Regions from separate parts of the Homo sapiens genome. Here region 2 is linked to region 1. Evidence: read pairs that join two places in POLR2A ChIA-PET (ENCODE). Cell type or tissue: MCF 10A. All regions are shown on one strand. Each heading gives the region's core, and the rest is flanking DNA. Links, peaks and the distances in the headings are about the cores only.

Region 1 (9,553 bases), core at 1-2,500:
ACTCAACCTAAGAAATTGTGGTTTAGTGGTTTCACTTTTTTAATCATTTATTTTAATTTTTTTTAGAGACAAGGACTTTTTTCTTTTCATATCAAGCATGGATAATTCTTATAATTAAAAAAAACCATTCAAGTTCTTTGAACATACAGCTGGTAACTAGTCTTCATAATTCACCAGCAGTACTCAAGCTTTAGAACATGTAAATTATTTTCCCCTAAAATGCCTTAAGCAGAACTAGGGTGCTTTAGCAGGCCTTGTAGCAGACTGAAGCTTGTTTCTAGGCATTTTCTATGAAATTGGCTTCCAAGTTTATGTAGTGCAAATATAAGCCAATAACGAGCCTCAGCTATATCTCCCGTTGCACTTTTTCAGGTTGAGCCTCCAGCAGCACTTCTTTCTTCCCCACTGCCAGTTCTCCGAGCTCACCTTGCATTTACCCACAGCGGGTTTTCACTTTATAATTTATTGTAAATCGAAATTTCTCCCTCTCCAGTTTTTTCCCCTTGGGCCAGGTAAGTAACCCCTGGTAGCCTTTGAAAGTCCCTGCACTGAATTGGAACGGAGAAATGGTTGATGTTTCAGAGCACATGTGTGAGCAAATACAGAGAGAGGTGAAACAGCTTTTCAAAACAAAGGATCAAATATCAGAAACCCTTTTCCTTTGTTTGGCTGTGATTTATTGTGGATTAGCAATTAAGATTTCCAATTCTGGCCGGGCACAGTGGCTCATGCCTGTAATCCCAGCACTTTGGGAGGCCGAGGTGGGCAGATCACCTGAGGTCAGGAGTCTGAGACCAGCCTGACCAACATGGTGAAACCCCATCTCTACTAAAAATACAAAATTAGCCGGGCATGGTGGTGCATGCCTGTAATCCCAGCTACTCGGAAGGCTGAGCCAGGAGAATCACTTAAACCCAGAAGGTGGAGGTTGCAGTGAGCCGCGATGGCGCCATTGCACCCCAGGTTGGGCAACAAGAGCAAAACTCCATCTCAAAAAAAAAAAAGATTTCCAATTCAACTCTAGACCCTATTGAATTTTATTTCCACCAAGGTAGAAGTGGGCCTGATTACCAACACACTTACAGATAGATCTCAAGAAACCCTGCTTCACTGGGCCACGTCGGATTTATGGGAGGGATGCCCTTCCCTTTGAGTCGCACTTTGAGCCACAGCATGTTGTCTGGGGCACTAGGATGCCGTTTGGATGAGATCTAAACCCAACATCTGACTTCTGACCACTTGTGGTTATTAAAAGTCTCCTAGGGCTTGTGAAAGAATTAAAGGGAGGAGACGCTGATTTTCATTGTCTTGGCCCAATTCCAAGTTTGATAATTAGGAGTCCTCCTCCCTCTGTCTTCCTGCCATTTCACTGAGACATGCAATTCCACACTTCCTGTTATAAACAGCTGTCCACTGTTAACTGAGTGAGCCAGAGAGCCAGCAAATTCCACCCTAGGGGAAGCTGCATTTCAAAATAAACATTTCCTCCACATCTACTTGTAAATTACCTAGGTTTACCTTGGAGGAAAGGTGTTATTTTCTAGGGATAAGAAGGGCATAATAATGGGGAGTTGAGAACTATCCACAAACCCTAGTTTGTCTAAACACCAAACAAACAAGACTAACATTGATCACAAAGGGGCCCTCAGAAGAAATCTCCTCACTAAAGAAAATACATTTTAGATTCTAAAATTGTCTTTAGGGGGTCCAGAATTTAATTGTATAACATTGATGTGGCAGGTGCTATTAGCCACCAAAACTCACTTCTTCAATCCAAGGCATCTACACAAACAGAATAAAGAGGAAAAACTCTGTAACCCCGGAAAAAAAAAAAAAAAAAAAAAAAAAACAGAAAAATTCACCTCCGCCATCCACGCTCCGGTGTCGATGTGACACATGCCTGGACACTCATTTTAGTGCTTCCCTCCTCTTTGTTCAGCTTTTCCAGGCACCTTAATTTCAAAATATCCACATTCCCATTCCTTTCAATGCCAAATATCTCCTTCTACTACTCCAGTTTCCAGAATAAATTCTGCTATGGCTGGGCACAGTGGCTCACGCCTGTAATCCTAGCACTTTGGGAGGCCAAGGCGGGTGGATCACCAGAGGTCAGGAGTTCGAGACCAGCCTGGCCAACATGGTGAAACCCCATCTCTACAAAAATTCAAAAAATTAGCCGGGCATGGTGGTGGGCACCTGTAATCCCAGCTGCTCAGGAGCCTAAGGCAGGAGAATCGCTTGAACCCGGGAAGCAGAGGTTGCAGTGAGCTGAGATCATGCCACTGCACTCCAGCCTGGGCCACAAAGCGAGACTCCATCTCAAAAAATAAATAAAATAAATTCTGCTACATTTGCTTTTTTAAAATCTTATTAATAAAAACAGCATTTTAACATGGAAGCAACCAAGATGTCCTTCATTAGGTGAACAGATAAACTGTGATACATTCATGCAATGCAGTATTATTCCACACTAAAAAGGAACGTGCTATCAAGCCAGGAAAAGGCATGGAGGTGCTGGGTGTGGTGGCTCACTCCTATAATCCCAGCACTTTGAGAGCCAAAGGCAGGAGGATCTCTTGAGGCCAGGAGTTAGAGACCAGCCTGAGCAAAATGGTGAGACTCCGGCTCCACAAAAATAGTAATGATCTTTAAAAATAAAAATAAAAAATAAAGAAAAGGTGTAAGGAACATTAAAGGCATATTACCATGTGGAAGAAACCAATGTGAAAAGGCTACATACCATATGAATCCAACTATCTGACATTCTGGAAAAGGCAAAACTATGTCTAGGAAAGGCATATTCTGGGAAAGGCAGTAAAGGGCTTAGTGGTTGCGAGGGCTTTGACAGGGGGAGGGATAACTAGGTGGAGCACAGGAGATTTTTAGGACAGTGAAACTATTATTCTGCATGATACTTTATTGGTGGATATATGTTACTATACATTTGTCAAAACCCACAGAATGGGCCAGGCGCCGTGGCTCACGCCTATAATCCCAGCACTTTGTAAAGGGAGGCAGAGGCAGGAGGATCATTTGAGCCCAGGAGTTCAAGGCTGCAGTGAGCTGTGATTGCGCCACTGCACTCCAGCCTGGGCGACAGAGGGAGACTCTGTCTCCAAAAACAAAAAGGCTGAGTGCAGTGGATCATACCTGTAATCCCAGCACTTTGGGAGGCCAAGGCAGGCAGATCACTTGAGGTCAGGAGTTCTAGACCAGGCAGGCCAACATGGTGAAACCCCATCTCTACTAAAAATACAAAAAAGTAGCCCGGTGGCACGTGCCTGTAATTCCAGCTACCCGGGAGGCTGAGGCAGGAGAATTGCTTGAGCCTGGGAGGCAGAGGTTGCAGTGAGCCAAGATTGCACCACTACACTCCAGCCTGGGCAACAAAGCAAGACTCTGTCTCAAAAATAAATAGGCTGGGCGCGGTGGCTCACGCCTGTAATCCCAGCACTTTGGGCAGCCGAGGCGGGTGGATCCCGAGGTCAGGAGTTCAAGACCAGCCTGGCCAAGATGATGAAACCCCGTCTCTACTAAAAATACAAAAAATTAGCTGGGCGTGGTGGCACGCGCCTGTAATCCCAGCTACTCCAGAGGCTGAGGCAGAGAATTGCTTAAACCTGGAGAGGCGGAGGTTGCAGTGAGCCGAGATCGCGCCACTGCACTCCAGCCTGGGCAACAGAGCGAGACTCCGTCTCAAAAAAATAAAATAAATAAATAAATAAAATAAACGATGGACTTTAGTGAATAAGACTGTATCAACATTGACTCATCAGTCATAACAAAGAGACCACACTGACAGGAGATGTTAATAACAGGGGTAGCAGTGGGGAGTGAGGGGTATACAGGAACTCTGTCCTTTGGGCTCAATTTTGCTGTGAACCTAAAACCGCTCTAAAAAATGAAGTCTATTGGCCAGGCGTGGTGGCTCACGCCTGTAATCCCAGCACCTTAGGGATTACACACCCGTAATCCTAGCGAGGCAGGTGGATCACCTGAGGTCAGGAGTTCAAGACCAGCCTGGCCAACATGGTGAAACCCCATCTCTACTAAAAATACAAAAAAGTAGCTGGACGTGATGGTGGGCGCCTGTAATCCCAGCTACTCGGGAGGCTGAGGCAGGAGAATTGCTTGAACCCGGGAGGTGGAGGTTGCAGTGAGCCGAGATCACACCATTGCACTCCAGCCTGGGGAAGACGAGCAAAACTCCATCTCGAAAATTAAGAGTCTATTAATCAAAAAAGCAAGAGCATTTGAGTTCTGTCCTTTTTATGGTGAAGAATGGAGACTTACTCAACATCTGAAGTACAGATTTAGCATGAGGAGGTTCCAACGTGGAAGCCAGGCAAAGCAGAGCAATCTGACCTCAGGAAGGGAAGAGACAGAAGTGAGGCCACGGGAAGGTCGGGACTGCAGCTCTCTTCCCAGCGTTAATGTCACTGGTCCCCTGTTCTCATCTTCCCACCCCCCGGCCTCCTCACCCTGCACCACGTGGCTTTTCTTGACTTCACAGCCTTCTTCTATTTGCACCTCCCTCGTAATTGCGGCTTGCATGTGGCTTCTCACAGCCTCTCCGGTTGTTCCGCAGCTTATGACTGAGCAGCTTGGGCGGCTTCTGCCAACTCCTCATGACTTCAGTATTTCCTAGTTAAAATTCCTAAGAGGAAGAAACCTAATTGGCCCAGGTCATCCTTTCAGGCCCCACCCTGGCCTGGCCACTGAAGGCTGTCAGCCATCGGTCAGTGCACAGCCAGGCTGTCCCAGGGAGCTGCTTCCCCAAAGGCTCAGTAGGACAGCTTGTCTGAAGATGGGCCCAGGGGTGTGACAGCTCTCCTGATGTGTCACACAAATACCAGAGTATCACCTTAGCTGGGGATACATTCCAGACCCCCACGGATGCCTGAAACCTTGGACAGTAAACCATTTCTACTATGCTTTTTCCTAGGCATTCACACCTAAGATAAAGTTTAATTTATAAATTAAGCACAGTAGGCCGAGCACAGTGGCTCACGCCTGTAATCGCAACACTCTGGGAGGCCGAGGAGTGGGGGAGTGGATCATGAAGTCAGGAGTTCGAGACCAGCCTGACCAACATGGTGAAACCCCGTCTGTACTAAAAATACAAAAATTAGCTGGGCATGGTGGTGCGTGCCTGTAATCCCAGCTACTCAGGAGGCTGAGGCAAGAGAATCGCTTGAACCCAGGAGGTGGAGGTTGCAATGAGCCGAGATCGTGCCACTACACTCCAGCCTGGGCGACAGAGTGACACTCAATCTCAAAAAAAAAAAAAAAGGAAAATGAAAAAAATTTTTAAAAAATTAAGCACAGTAAAAGATTAACAAGAGGACTGGGGCGTGGTGGCTCACGCCCGTAATCCCAGCACTTTGGGAGGCCAAAGTGCAAGGATCCTTTGAGCCCAGGAGTTCGAGACCAGCCTGGGCAACAAAGTGAGACTCTGTCTTTACAAAAAATACAAAAAGTTACCCAGATGTGGGGACGCACACCTGTAGTCCCAGCTACCTGGGAGGCTGAGGTGGGAGAATCACCTGAGCTCCAGAGGTTGAGGCTGCAGTGAGCACTGATCACACCACTCCACTCCTGCTTGGGCAACAGAGTAAGACTCTGTCTCAAAACAAAAAACAATACAGTGCAATAAAAGTTACATGGGCCAAGAACCGTGGCTCACACTTCTAATGCCTGTAATCCCAGCATTTTGGGAGGCTGATGCAGGAGAATCACTTGAGCCCAGAAGTTCGAGACCAGCCTGAGCAACACAGGGAGATCCCATATCTACAAAAATACAAAAATTGGCCAGGCACAGTGGCTGATGCTTGTTATCCCTGTACTTTGGGAGGCCGAGACGGGCAGATCACCTGAGGTCAGGGGTTTGAGTCCAGCCTGGCCAACATGCGAAACCCTGTCTCTACTAAAAATACAAAAATTAGCCGGGCGTGGTGGTGCATACCTGTACTGTAATCCCAGCCACCTGGGAGGCTGAGGCAGGCGAATCACTGGAACCTGGGAGGCGGAGTCTGCAGTGAGCCAAGATCAGGCCAGTGCACTCCAGCCTGGGCGACAGAGTGAGACTCTTTCTCAAACAAACAAACAAACAAAAAGTATCCAGGCTTGGTGGCATATGCCTGTAGTCCCAGCTACTTGGGAGGCTGAGGTGAGAGGATCCCTTGAGCCTAGGAGGTAGAGGCTGCCATGATCACACCACTACAATCCAGCCTGGGCAACAGAGTGAGATCCTGTCTCAAAAAGGAAAAGAAAACTTACTTGAATGTGATTGCTCTCCTTTGCTCTCAAATTATTATACTGTACTTTACTAACCTATTTTCAGACACAGTTGACCACAGCACACTGAAAACGAGGAAAGAGAAATGGCAGATACAGGTGGGACTACTGTAATGTGCTTTTGGAATGGGTGGTGGCAAAAAAAGATAAGAGTTACGCTAGTGTCAACTCATGCCTGTAATCCCATCACTTTGAGAGGCCAAGGCGGGTGGATCTTTTGAGCCCTTAAGTTTGAGACCAGCCTGGGCAACATGGCAAAACCTGTCTACTAAAAACACAAAAAATAGCTGGGCATGGTGGTGTGCACCTGTAGTCCCAGCTACTCAGGAGGCCAAGGCAGAAGAATCACTTAAACCCAGGAGGCGGAGGTTGCAGAGAGCTGAGATCGTGCCACTGCACTCCAGCCTGGGCAACAGAGCGAGACTCTGTCTCAAAAACAAAAATAAAAAAATACAAAAAATTAGCTGGGTGTGGTGGTGTGTGCCTGTAGTCCCAGCTACTCGGGAGGCTGAAGTAGGAGAATTGTTTGAGCCCAAGAAGTTGAGTCTGCACTGAGCTGAGATCTGCCAATGCACTCCAGCTTGGACAACAGGAGTGAGATCTTGCCTCAAAAAAAAAAAAAAAAAAAAAAAAGATAAAGGTAAAACTGAACCTTAGCAGCTATTTTTTAAATAATCACCTTTACAGTGGACATTTGTCCTTTCTTACAGAGAAAACCCAAAAGAAGGGGAGAAGGGGCAGACCATAAGTTACAGAATGTTCACATTATCTTGATCAGTAAAAATTCTATAAGAATGACCCCCGAAACAGCTGGGCACAGTGGCTCATGCCTGTAATCCCAGCACTTTGGCAGGCCGAGGTGGGTGGATCACCTGAGGTCAGGAGTTTGAGACCAGTCTGGCCAACATGGCGAAACCCCATCTCTACTAAAAATTCAAAAAACTAGCCAGGCATGGTGGTGGGCACCTGTAACCCCAGCTACTTGGGAGGCTGAGGCAGGAGAATTGTTTGAACCTGGGAGGCAGAGGTTGCAGTGAGCCGAGACAAGATCGCACCATTGCACTCCAGCCTGGGTGACAGAGCGAGACTGTCTAAAAAAATAAAAAGAATGATCCCCGAAACACATCCCCATAAGAAGCCTTTCAAAAAGTCCCCATGACCTTCAAACTAGTAGCAAATTCTTACTATACCCAAGGAGAGTAAAGATAACACCAAGTACACACCTGTAATCCCAGCACTTTGGGAGGCCGAGACAGGTGGATCATGAGGTCAGGAGATCAAGGCCATCCTGGCTAACATGGTGAAACCCCGTCTCTACTAAAAATACAAAAAAATTAGCCGGGCATGGTGGCGGGCGCCTGTAGTCCCAGCTACTCAGGAGGCTGAGGCAGGAGAATGGCGTGAAACTGGGAGGCGGCGCTTGCAGTGAGCCGAGATCGTGCCACTGCACTCCAGCCTGGGCGACAGAGCGAGACTCCGTCTCAAAACAAACAAACGAACAAAAATGTTAAATATTTCCCAAGAACCTGTGACTAGATTATATCTACATAATGGTCTGTATCTGTGTGTTTGTGAAGAATTCTCCCCGTAGAGGTAGATTCTTGTCTTCCTAAGACAAATCTGAATCAGTCCTAAGATCACATCATCAGTGACTTGATGTCCTCCTCCCCTTCGTCCCTGTTTAGATTCCATGGTCAGAGTCCTCTCTCCAGTGTGTACACCTTTATCAACCTCCCCCTCTCACTTCCTCACACTCCCTGGGCAAAACCACAACCCTGGTGATAATTCCAATTTGCTGCCTGGTAGGCATCTGCACCTGTCCAGCCAAATGAGGCTGGCATCACACTAACGAGTTTCACTTTCAAATTCACAACCACAAACCTCACGTGGAGTCTTCACGCCCCTTGGCAATCATACAACACTTATCCAGGTTAATTTCTCCCTTCATTTTCCAAGCAGTTATTTTATAACCTCTCCTTTCTGCTCAAACCTCCAACACCTCCTCCCTTCCCCTCACTTCCAGTTAATGGCTTTCTTTCGGTTCACTGTGAATGTTGACACAATCAGCAGAGAAGCTGTGTGATCTCCCCCCTCCCCACACCTATCTATCATTCTCTAAATCCCCACGCTCTGGGCTCCTGCCTACTATTATAGACAAAGCATCTCTGCTATTAGAGCCCAGCCCTCTGCCTGTGCACTTGATCCAGTCCCCTCTGATTACTCATGGATATCACTCAGAAATTATCCCCTCTCTCTGCTACATCAGGGTTTTATTTTTTATTTTTTATTTTTTTTGCTCTCTGCTGGATCATTCCCATTAGAATATACATAAGATAGGCCAGGCACAGTGGCTCACACCTGTAATCCCAACAGTTTGGGAGGCTGAGGTGGGCGGATCACCTGAGGTCAGGAGTTCGAGACCAGCCTGACCAACATGGTGAAATCCCATCTCTACTAAAAATACAAAAATTAGCCGGTCATGGTGGCACATGCCTGCAATCCCAGCTGCTTGGGAGGCTGAGGCAAGAGAATCGCTTGAACCCGGGAGGCGGAGGTTGCAATGAGTCAAGATCGTGCCATTGCACTTCAGCCTGGGCAACAACAGTGAAACTCCATCTCGAAAAAAAAAACAAACAAAAAGAATATACATAAGTTTTTTTTATTCCCCTATAATAAGGCTTCTCTTAACTAAGCTTTAGACATTATCTACTGCCCCATTTCTTTGCTCCCTTTTCCAGCAAAACACCTTTGAAAGAATGATCTACATTTGCTGTATCCAATTCCTTGTTTCCTATTCTCTGTAAAATCCACCCCAATCTCACTCTAACTCAACCTCTCCTCCAAAACTTTTCCTATCAAAAGGAAGAGCCAGTGGCTCACACCTATAATCCCAGCATTTTGGGAGGCCGAGGCAGGAGGATCACTTGAGGTCAGGAGTTGACCAGCCTGGTCAACATGGCAAAAACCCCGTCTCTACTAAAAACACAAAAATTAGCTGGGCATGGTGGCGCATGCCTGTAATCCCAGCTACTCAGGAGGCTGAGGTACGAGAATCGAATCGACTGAACCCGGGAGGTAGAGGTGGCAGTGAGCCAAGATTGCGCCATTGCACCCAGCCTGGGCAACGGAGACTCTGTCTCAAAAAAAAAAAAAAAAAAAAGGAGAGCCAGCTGGACTCCAAAAGAGAGCCCATCTTTCTACCGAGCCCAGCCCAGGTGACCCCATTTTGCCTCTCTCCCAGGCTTGACCACTATGC
Region 2 (9,553 bases), core at 3,717-6,216, 290 kb after region 1:
GAGGTTGCAGTGAGCCGAGATTGTGCCACTGCACTCCAACCTGGGCGACAGAGCAAGACCCTGTCTCAAAAATAAATAAATAAATAAAACTAAAATAACATACAGAATGAGTGACCGAGTGGATCAAAGAATGGGTTAATCTGTGGCCTTTTGCAGGCGTTTGCTTGTGGCCAGGAGGAAGCCCCTAGTTCCACATGTGCAGACTGGGAGGCAGGAACAAGGAGGAACTGGGCCAAGGTGTCAGAGGAAAGCCATTCTTTCGTAGGCTCTCCAGCCAGCCCAGCCTACTCATTTCTGAATTCTGGAAACCCCTGCCATTTAGGATATAATAAATCACTAGGAAAAGTTAGGTGAGTTATTTGCGTCACTGATTGTGAAATTCCACAGTCTTCCCTTCCCCTGGGGCAGCCCGGCCTTGGGTCTGTCCTCACCTTTTAGCTAAATTCCTCAAGTTTAAGCAGCCACCACAGGCCGTCCACCAGGGGGCAGGAGAGGGCCATGACCAAGGACACAGCAGCCCTGTCTGCAGCAGCCCTGTGCCCCCACAGGCCCTTAATCGGCTAAGCCTCGTTTCCTTATCTACAAAGGAGTAACAGGACCCGGCTCCTAACGGGGCAGTGGGAACCAATGCACGATCCGTGTAACACAGCGTGTTGCATGGTGTCTGGTGCACAGTAAGTGCCTGGTCCCCTCTGGCCCATCACTGGTTCTGTCCCCAGAGACGCAACCTGTCCCCTCGGGGGGCCAAACTCAATGCCAGGCCTTGCACCTGGGCACAGCGGCCATGCAGAGGGCCCTGAGCTCTAAGGGCAGCGCCTACCGCTCTGTTGATGTGCTTCCGGACCAGGAGGTACAGCAGAGGCAGCAGCACATATGCCAGCATCTCCCACAGCTTCCCCGTCAGCAGCATCCACAGGACATGGTCCTTGGCCTCCAGGTCGATCCAGCACCAGCCCACAGACACGTCCGAGGCGTCATAGCCAATCTTCTTCAGGGCGACGGCTGCCACAGTGATGACCAACGGGACCCCCCAGCTGAGGAAGGAGGAGAGAAAGAGGCATCGGGGTCAGGCCATGGCTCCCGGCAATGTCAGCCTTCGCAAAAATGACGGAGGACGCCCTTCAGAAAGGGGATGCTCTCCAGAGCCTGGATGGCACAGTGGCCCTGGAAAATAAGAAGGGGTAGGTGTTGCCCTGGGAGCCTGGCTCTACTTTAGAATTCTTCGGGGACTGGCATTAGAATGGAGTGACGTGGGACAGCCAGCTCCCAGCGTGTGCCCAGCTCCTTTTGCATACATGTGTGTACAGAGTTCGAGACCAGGCTGGCCAACATGGTGAAACCCTGTCTCTACCAGAAATACAAAAATTAGCTGGGCGTGGTGGTGCACACCTGTAATCTCAGCTACTTGGGAGGCTGAGGCAGGAGAATCATTTGAACCCAGGAGGTGGAGGTTGCAGTGAGCTGAGATTGTGCCATTGCGTTCCCGCCTGGGTGACAGAGTGAGACTCCATCTCAAAAAAAGAAAAAAGAAGAGTTTTGTATACATGTGTGTACAGAGCACAGGGCCAGGCAGGTGTGTGTTTGCTGCTGTCGTGACTGTTGTGAGTCACGTCCTGCTGTCCCAGGTTTCAGGCCTGTGGTGCAGACAGTGGTACTGCGTGAGGCCTGTCTGGTTTCTGTTCCAGGAAGCCTTGGGCACCAGCGTGCGAACACCTGTCCATGCTCGTGCAAATGTGCCACAAACAATCAGCGCCCCCTGGTCAGCCCTTGGGTCTAGGAGTGCACACACTGGGGGCTTAGGGTTGCCTGGGCAGGGAATTCCAGGGTTCTGCTTACCTTCGGCAGGCTCTAGGAGGGGGAACGTGGGCTTTGGGCAGTGTGTCCCTTTGGCCTTGAGGACTTCTTACACAATGGCGGGGAACAGAACCTGGCAAGGGTCAACGGGGACCTTTGAAAACATAAAGCTCAGGTAGGGGCCCCTCTAAGGGCAGTGTTGGGCTCAGTTTTCTTTTTTTGAGACGGAGTCTCGCTCTGTCACCCAGGCTGGAGTGCAGTGGCACAATCTCAGCTCATTGCAACCTCCACCTCCTGGGTTCAAGCGATTCTCCTGCCTCAGCCTCCTAAGTAGCTGAGATTACAGGCGTGCACCACCACGCCCGGCTAATTTTTGTATTTCTAGTAGAGACAGGGTTTCACCATGTTGGCCAGCCTGGTCTTGAACTCCCGACCTCAGGTGATCCACCTGCCTCAGCCTCCCAAAGTGCTGGGATTATAGGCCTGAGCCACCATGTCCAGCCCAGGCTCAGTTTTCTAGAGCGCTCTCCCACAGCCAGCCACACAGCCAGGAGTAGGCCCCTTCCCTGTGGTCCTTGAACCAGTCTGTTCCTTACATAGCAATGGAGCACACAAAGGCTATAGTGGCTCCTGAGAGAGGCAGGTAGTGGGGTAGTTAAGAGCTTGGATTTTAGTGTAGTGGGCTTGGATTTTAGTGCAGCGGGCTGGATCCAAGTCCCACTTCTGCCCCTGCTTGGGCAAGTTATTTAGCCTCAACATGCCAGGTTCTCTGCAAAGTGTGGATGACGACAGTGACTACAGGGTGTCATTGTCGGGTCGTTATGAGAACAAATACATGTGTGTACAGAGCACAGGGCCAGGCAGGTGTGTGAGTGTTTGCTGCTGTCGTGACTGTTGTGAGTCACGTCCTGCTGTCCCAGGGTTCAGGCCTGTGGTGCAGACACTGGTGCTGCGTGGGGCCCGTCTGGTTTCTGTCCTGGGAAGAAGACACAAGTACCCCTGTCCTAGGTCAGGTGCCTGGAGCGCAAAGCCTTAGGTAAACAGGAATGATACTATGATAACTGTGAGATCAGAGTTCAACATGAATCTGAGGCCAGAATGAGGCCAGGAGAACTGTGCTTCAAGGGTTTCTCCCAAATGCTGCAGGGCTGGCAGAGCAGGCCAGGCAGGGATGAGGATGGAAGGGAAAAGTCAGTTCCCTGGGACTGGGAAGGCCTCATGCAGGATGCTTCCAGAACAGAGGGGCCCTGGCCAACCATCCCCTCTGCAGCATTCTCCAGTCCCCACTGGCCTCTGTAGGGAAGGGCAGGAGGGCTGATGGCAGAGTCACATCACCCTCAGTGGCCTCGGTGGCAGGAGGCAGCATGTCCTGTTGGAAGTCACAAAGACACAGGAGCAAAAAGACCACAAAAGGCCAGGCGCGGTGGCTCATGCCTGTAATCCCAACACTTTGGGAGGCCAAGGTGGGCAGAACACTTGGGGTCAGGAGTTTGAGACCAGCCTGGCCAACATAGTGAAACCCCATCTCTACTAAAAGTACAAAAATTGGTGGGCGTGGTGGTGCATGCCTGTAATCCCAGCTACTTGGGAGCCTGAGGCAGGAGAATCGCTTGAACCTGGGAGGCAGAGGTTGCGGTGAGCCGAGATCACGCCACTGCACTCCAGCCTGGGTGACAGAGCAAGACCCTGTCTCAAAAAAAAAACCAAACACACACACACACACACACACACACACACACACACACACACACCACCCATAAAAGAAAGGGTTGTTTTAAAACTCATGACAGGCCAGGCGAGGTGGCTCACGCCCGAATCCCAGGACTTTTGGGACTTTGGGAGGCCAAGACAGGTGGACCACCTGAGGTCAGGAGTTCGAGACCAGCCTGGCCAACATGGTGAAACTCCGTCTCTACCAAAAATACAAAAATTAGCCAGGTGTGGTAGTGCGTCCCTGTAATCCCATCTTAGTGGGAGGCTGAGGCGGGAGAATCCCCTGAATCCAGGAGGTGGAGCTTGCAGTGAGCTGAGATTGCGCCACTGAACTCCAGCCTGGGTGACGAAGTGAGACTGTCTCAAAAAAAAAAAAAAAAAAAGTAATCGGCTCTTCAAGTGCCACCACGCCAATCCTCTAGTCATAATGTGCTGTTCCTCGTTACTTTACAGTTGCAGGATTCCGCTAAGGAATTCTGGGAAGGAGGTGAGCACTGTATGTAGGAACAGTCCCCCTGCAGGAGGCTGGTCTGGAGCTGGGGGTCACTCAAATAGGGGATTCCCCTCTGAGTTGGGCCTGGGAGGGTCACGGTCGGCACAGCACTCCTTTGGGCTCCCTCTGCATCCCGACGGGCCCTCATGGGAAACCGGGGGACCACACGGAACCGCACTCTGTAACTTTAGGGTTGCAGTACTAAAGCTACAAGGCGGTAGATTTCTTCTGTGATACTGAGTTTGTGCTGGGAAATAACCAAAGGGAAGGTCAAATAGGCAGAGGGTTTTGAAAGGGTTAAGAATGTGGGTTTAAATTAGCCAGGCGTGGCAGTACACACCTGTAATCCCAGCTACTCAGGAGGCTGAGGCAGGAGAATCATCTGAACCTGAGAGGCAGAGGTTGCAGTGAGCCAAGATTGTGCCACTGCACTTCAGCCTGGGTGACAGAGCGAGACTCCGTCTCAAAAAAAAAAAAAAAAAAAAAAGAATAAAAGAATATGGGCCTGATCAACAGGGAGGGGTTGTTTGAACACACAGAAGGAGCAGCTGTGTGAGGGCCAGAAGCTGCCAGAGGGTGGTATTTGAGAGAGAGGAGGTAAGAGGTAGAATCAGGGAGCCGGTGGAAATGGAGAGGGTGGAATGGTCCACTGATCCTGCAAAGCGGGCTGAGCCAGACTGACTCATGTACAGGCATGGACAGTGGTGTGTTGGGAACATTTCACAACTGGCTCTCCAGAAAAACATAGACGTGTGCATGTGTGCATGTATGCATGTTTACACACACACACATATAAATGTATAAATTTCACCTGCAGGATGTGAAGCATACAATTTATAAATAATAATAAAGTATACAATAATAATACTCCTTCTTTATTGTCCATTTCATGCAGCCAATTGATTCTCACAGAATGCTTTTGTTGATTTCAGCCAAACCCTGGATTTTGCCAACCTGTGGATGCAATCAGCAAATGAGAGCGCTCCGTGGCATGAAGTTAATTGATGCTTTCATTTCCCTTAACGGGATGAAAATGAAGTAAGGAAGACATAGAAAACAAGACATATGTTGGTTGCTCATGTCACTGGTTGGTGACATGAGCAACTTCTTTGCTGAATCAGGTACGAGTTTTCTTCCCCCCACACTGGGAGACTGTTTCCTCAATTTGTTTCTGCTCCATGATCCTGTCTCTTCTCCTTACCTCTTTTTTACATACTGGGTTTTCTGCCTGCCCCAACACAGCTGCCATCTCTTCTTAAGCTCAGAGATAAGTAACACTTAAGTTTAATCTATACCTTTAATGTCTTCTCCATTACTTTCTTAAGTCTAGATCAGGGGTCCAGCAAACTGTGGCTCTCAGGCCAAATCTGGCCCACAGTTTTTTTTTTTTTTTAGATAAAGTTTTATTGCAACACAGGCACACCTAGTCATTTACAGATTGTCTACCGCTGCTTTCAGGCAGAGTTGAGCAGTTACAACTGAGACTGCCTGGTCCACAAAGCTGAAAACACTTACTTTACAGGAAAACTTTGCTGATCTCTGCTCTACACAATCAACAAAGCAATAAATCAAGCCTTGATTTGTAGTCTTTGCCAACTTCCATGTGTAAATACTTCCACCATGGCCAATTTCCAGCCACCAACACATGTGGCTGGGAACAGATGCACATAGCACACCATTATATATATATTATATTATATATATATATAATATAATTATATATATTATATATATAATATAATTATATATATAATTATATATATATTACATATAATATAATTATATATATAATTATATATATATTATATATAATATAATTATATATAAATTATATATAAATTATATATATTATATTATATATAATATATATAAATTATATATAATTTATATATAATTATATATAAATTATATATATATATATTTTTTCACCACAGAGATATGATAGACACAACAACCTCAAGCATGTAAAGAGCAAAATAGCTATGACACGATGAGCTTTGAGTATTTATGGCTTTTTTTTTTTATTTTATTATTCCCAGCACTTTGAGAGGCCGAGGCGGGCGGATCATGAGGTCAGGAGTTTGAGACCAGCCTGACCAACATGGTGAAACCCCGTCTCTACTAAAAATACAAAAAAATTATCTGGGCATAGTGGCACGTGCCTGTAATCCCAGCTACTCAGGAGGCTAAGGCAGGAGAATTGATTGTTGATTGAACCGGGGAGGTGGCAGTGAGCCAAGATCGTGCCACTGCACTCCAGCCTGGGTGACAGAGGAAAAAAAAAAAAAAAGCATTATTATTTTAGAGACAGGGTCTTGCTCTGTTGCCCAGACTGGAGTGCAGTGGCATAGTCATGGCTCACTGCAGCCTCCAAATCTCGGACTCAAGTAATCCTCTCACCTCAACCTCCTGAGTAGGGGGTACTACAGACACATGCTACCATGCCCGGCTTATTTTTTGCTTTTTGTAGAGACAAAGGCTTGCTTTATTGCCCAGGCTGGTCTTGAACTCCTGGCTTCAAGTTATCTTCTCGCCCTGGCCTCTCAAAGTGCTGGGATTACAGACAAGAGCCGCCATGCCCAGTCTATTATTTTTCAAAATGGGATCTCACTATGTTTTCTCAAGTGATCCTCCCGTCTCAGCCTCCCAAGGAGCTAGGACTACAGGCAGGAGCCCCATGCCCAGCTCTGTTTTTAATATAATCTAGTTTTTAATACTGGTCGTATCTAACAATCAGCTCACAAAATTCCCTAAAATGGAACAATCGGGTCTCTCAAGCTGGCTCCAGGACACTAGCAGACATAGGATAAAAACGATAAGGAGATGACAGTGCCCCAGGTTCCTGACTACAGGGTAAGGAGAAAGTTGGTGTATCTGGAACTCTCAGAAGGATAAACAGGGCAGTTCTCCAGCCAGGGGGCCACCCTGAGCTGCAGGTAGTCTAAATCTGATAGGTGCTCCACAAACACATGTGTGGCATAAATCCTGCTTTCTAGAAATGCGTATTGCAGTTCTGACATGTAGCTGGGCACGGTGGCTCACGCCTGTAATCCCAGCACTTTGGGAGGCCGAGGTGGGCAGATCACCTGAAGTCAGAAGTTTGAGACCAGCCTCGCCAACATGGCGAAACCCCATCTCTACTAAAAATACAAAAAAATTAGCCGGACGTGGTGGTGGGCACCTGTAATCCCAGCTACTGGGGAGGCTGAGGCAGGAGAATCACTTGAACCCGGGAGGTGGAGGTTGCAGTAAACTGAGATCGCGCCACTGTACTCCAGCCTGGGCGACAGAGTGGGACTCCGTCTCAAAAAAAAGCAAAACAAACAAACAAACAAAAAACACAAAAAAACAAAAAAAACCCCCACAGTTCTGACATGTAACACCTAACAGTTTTTCCCCCCTTCATACGGGAAGCCACCACCCCAAAAAAATAAAGCCAGAACAAGTAACACAGGGCTTAATAACTGCACATATGAAAAAGACCAAGGGATTTGGTTGATTACAACCTAGAAATTCATGTGGTTGGAGGGGTCATCCTGCTGCTCAGATGTGGGTGGCTCAGAACAGCCAATGGCTGGTGCTGTCTGCCTGTGAGTGGACATCTGCAGCTCACATTCTAAACCTGAGACTGACAAGCTGGCGCCAGTGCCAGGTCACCTGAGGAGCATGTAAAGAGACGCTGGGCCTTGAGCTATCCTCAAATGGTTAAAAAGTCTTGAAGAGGACCTGGTGGTGGAGAAGTGGTTAGATGCCGGAGGAATGGGCGGGGTCCTGCCCAGTCCTAAATCTGGGGGCTGAATAGGCAGCTTCCACTGAGAGAAGGTGAGTGCTCATGTTCAGGGGGTGCCATGACAGGTGCTGGGTGGGGGTGCAAGGTGGGGATGTGGGTTAGAGCAGGTGACCCATAAGGCCCCTCCTGTCTAAACCTGTGACTCTGAGGCTGGGAGGAGGCCAAGCTGAGCCTGCCTGGACGGAGGAAGCCCGGGACAGCCACCTCGTGTGTAACTCTGATTGGCAGGGGCACCACAAGCTTCTCCCAGAGGTACCTGGGCCCCAGTTCCAACTTGTATTTGCCTAGAAATGAAAGCCAGACTCCAAGTCGGCTTCCTTCCCACTCAGAGGCCGTTAAGGGTTCAATTGTGTCCCCTACAAATTTCATCTGTTGAAGTCCTAATCCCCAGAACCTCAGAATGTGAGTGTATTTGAGAGATAGGGTCTTTCAAGAGGTGATTAAGTTAAAATGCAGTCATCAGAGTGGAACCTAACCTAACAACCTCTGTGGTCATAACTTAAGAGGAAAGGCTGGGCATGGTGGCTCACACCTGTAATCCCAGCACTCTGGGAGGCCAAAGGATCACTTGAACCCAGGAGAGTTTGAGACCAGCCTGGGCAACAAAGTGAGACCCTGTCTCTACAAAAAAATACATAAATTAGCCAGGCGTGGTGGCACACACCTGAAGTCCCAGCTACCCAGGAGGCTGAGGCGGGAGAACCGCTTGAACCCAGGAGGTTGAGGCTGCAGTGAGCCGTGACTGTGCCACTGCACTCTAGCCTGGGTGAGAGTGAGACCCTGCCTTTTTTTTTTTTTTTTTTTGAGATGGAATCTCACTGTGTCTCCCAGGCTGGAGTGCACTGGCGTGATCTTGGCTCATGGCAAACCTCCGCCTCCCAGGTTCAAGCGATTCTTCTGCCTCAGCCTCCCAAATAGCTGGGATCACAGGCATCCACCATTACACCCAGCTAATTTTTGTATTTTTAGTAGAGACGGGGTTTCACCATGTTGGCCAGACTGGTCTTGAACTCCTGACCTCAGGTGATCCGCCCACCTCGGCCTCCCAAAGTGCTGGGATTACAGACGTGAACCACAATGACCGGCCAAGACTCTGTCTTCAAAAAAACAAACAACAACAAAAACAAGAAGTGATGAGCACACAGATCTTTACAAAGGGAAGATCAAGTGAAGACGCAGGGAGAAGATGGCCATATACATGTCAAGGAGAGAGGCCTCAGGAAGAACCAGTCCTGCCCTCACCTGGACCTTGCACTTCAGCCTCCAAAACTGTGAGAAAATAAATTTCTGTTGTCTAAGCCCCCAGGCTGTGGTACTTTGTTAGGGCAGCCTGAGGCTTTCTACAGACTAGGCGGGAGAGACATGTGTCCTGGCAGGCGGTACTATCCCAGCTCCTAGGGCCCCCAATCTCAGAGGTCAGGGATGACTTGGAAACTCCCTACCCCCACAATGCCCAGATTGGCAAAGCTGGGCCGGGACCCTCCACCAGCTCATGGAGGAGAAAATGACAAAAAGCCATTCATACTTGTCAGGAGCTTAGCCCTTTTTGGAACTCAACACCTTTTAAGTGTCCTCCAGAGAAAGGAAGTGGAAGTACTGCCGGGGATTAGCCAAGCAGTGAATAAACCATCTGCGAGACCTGAATTCCCCTGCGTGGTGTCGTGGTGTCGGTCAGATGACCACAGGCAGGCCACTTGTCCCCAGGACAGCAATGCTCTCGGTTTCCCTGCCCTTCAGAGCGGGTCCTTGGGAGTTCCCAGCGC

What was found. Peaks named below come from ENCODE experiments on the same cell type or tissue, not always from the same donor. Only the 100,000 strongest peaks of a DNase experiment are listed, where the experiment ranks them.
Region 2: POLR2A ChIA-PET joins it to region 1 with 5 read pairs; 2 of 35 experiments call an interaction of 5 or more read pairs at or near these places.

The regions. Positions count from the first base shown.
Region 1 is chr1:8,821,575-8,831,127 of GRCh38, forward strand. It overlaps the pseudogene RPL23AP19. Among named protein-coding and RNA genes, the nearest start is that of RERE, 8.7 kb to the left of the region's middle. RefSeq lists a silencer at 366-589. In MCF 10A, for the core only: no CTCF peak of the experiment used is centred there; a DNase peak (open chromatin) is centred at 1,307.
Region 2 is chr1:9,110,456-9,120,008 of GRCh38, forward strand. It overlaps GPR157 (G protein-coupled receptor 157), which reads right to left. Exons shown (of 4, transcript NM_024980.5): 2 at 821-1,034. Among named protein-coding and RNA genes, the nearest start is that of GPR157, 14 kb to the right of the region's middle. RefSeq lists an enhancer at 234-283 and a silencer at 5,181-5,381. In MCF 10A, for the core only: no CTCF peak of the experiment used is centred there; a DNase peak (open chromatin) is centred at 4,676.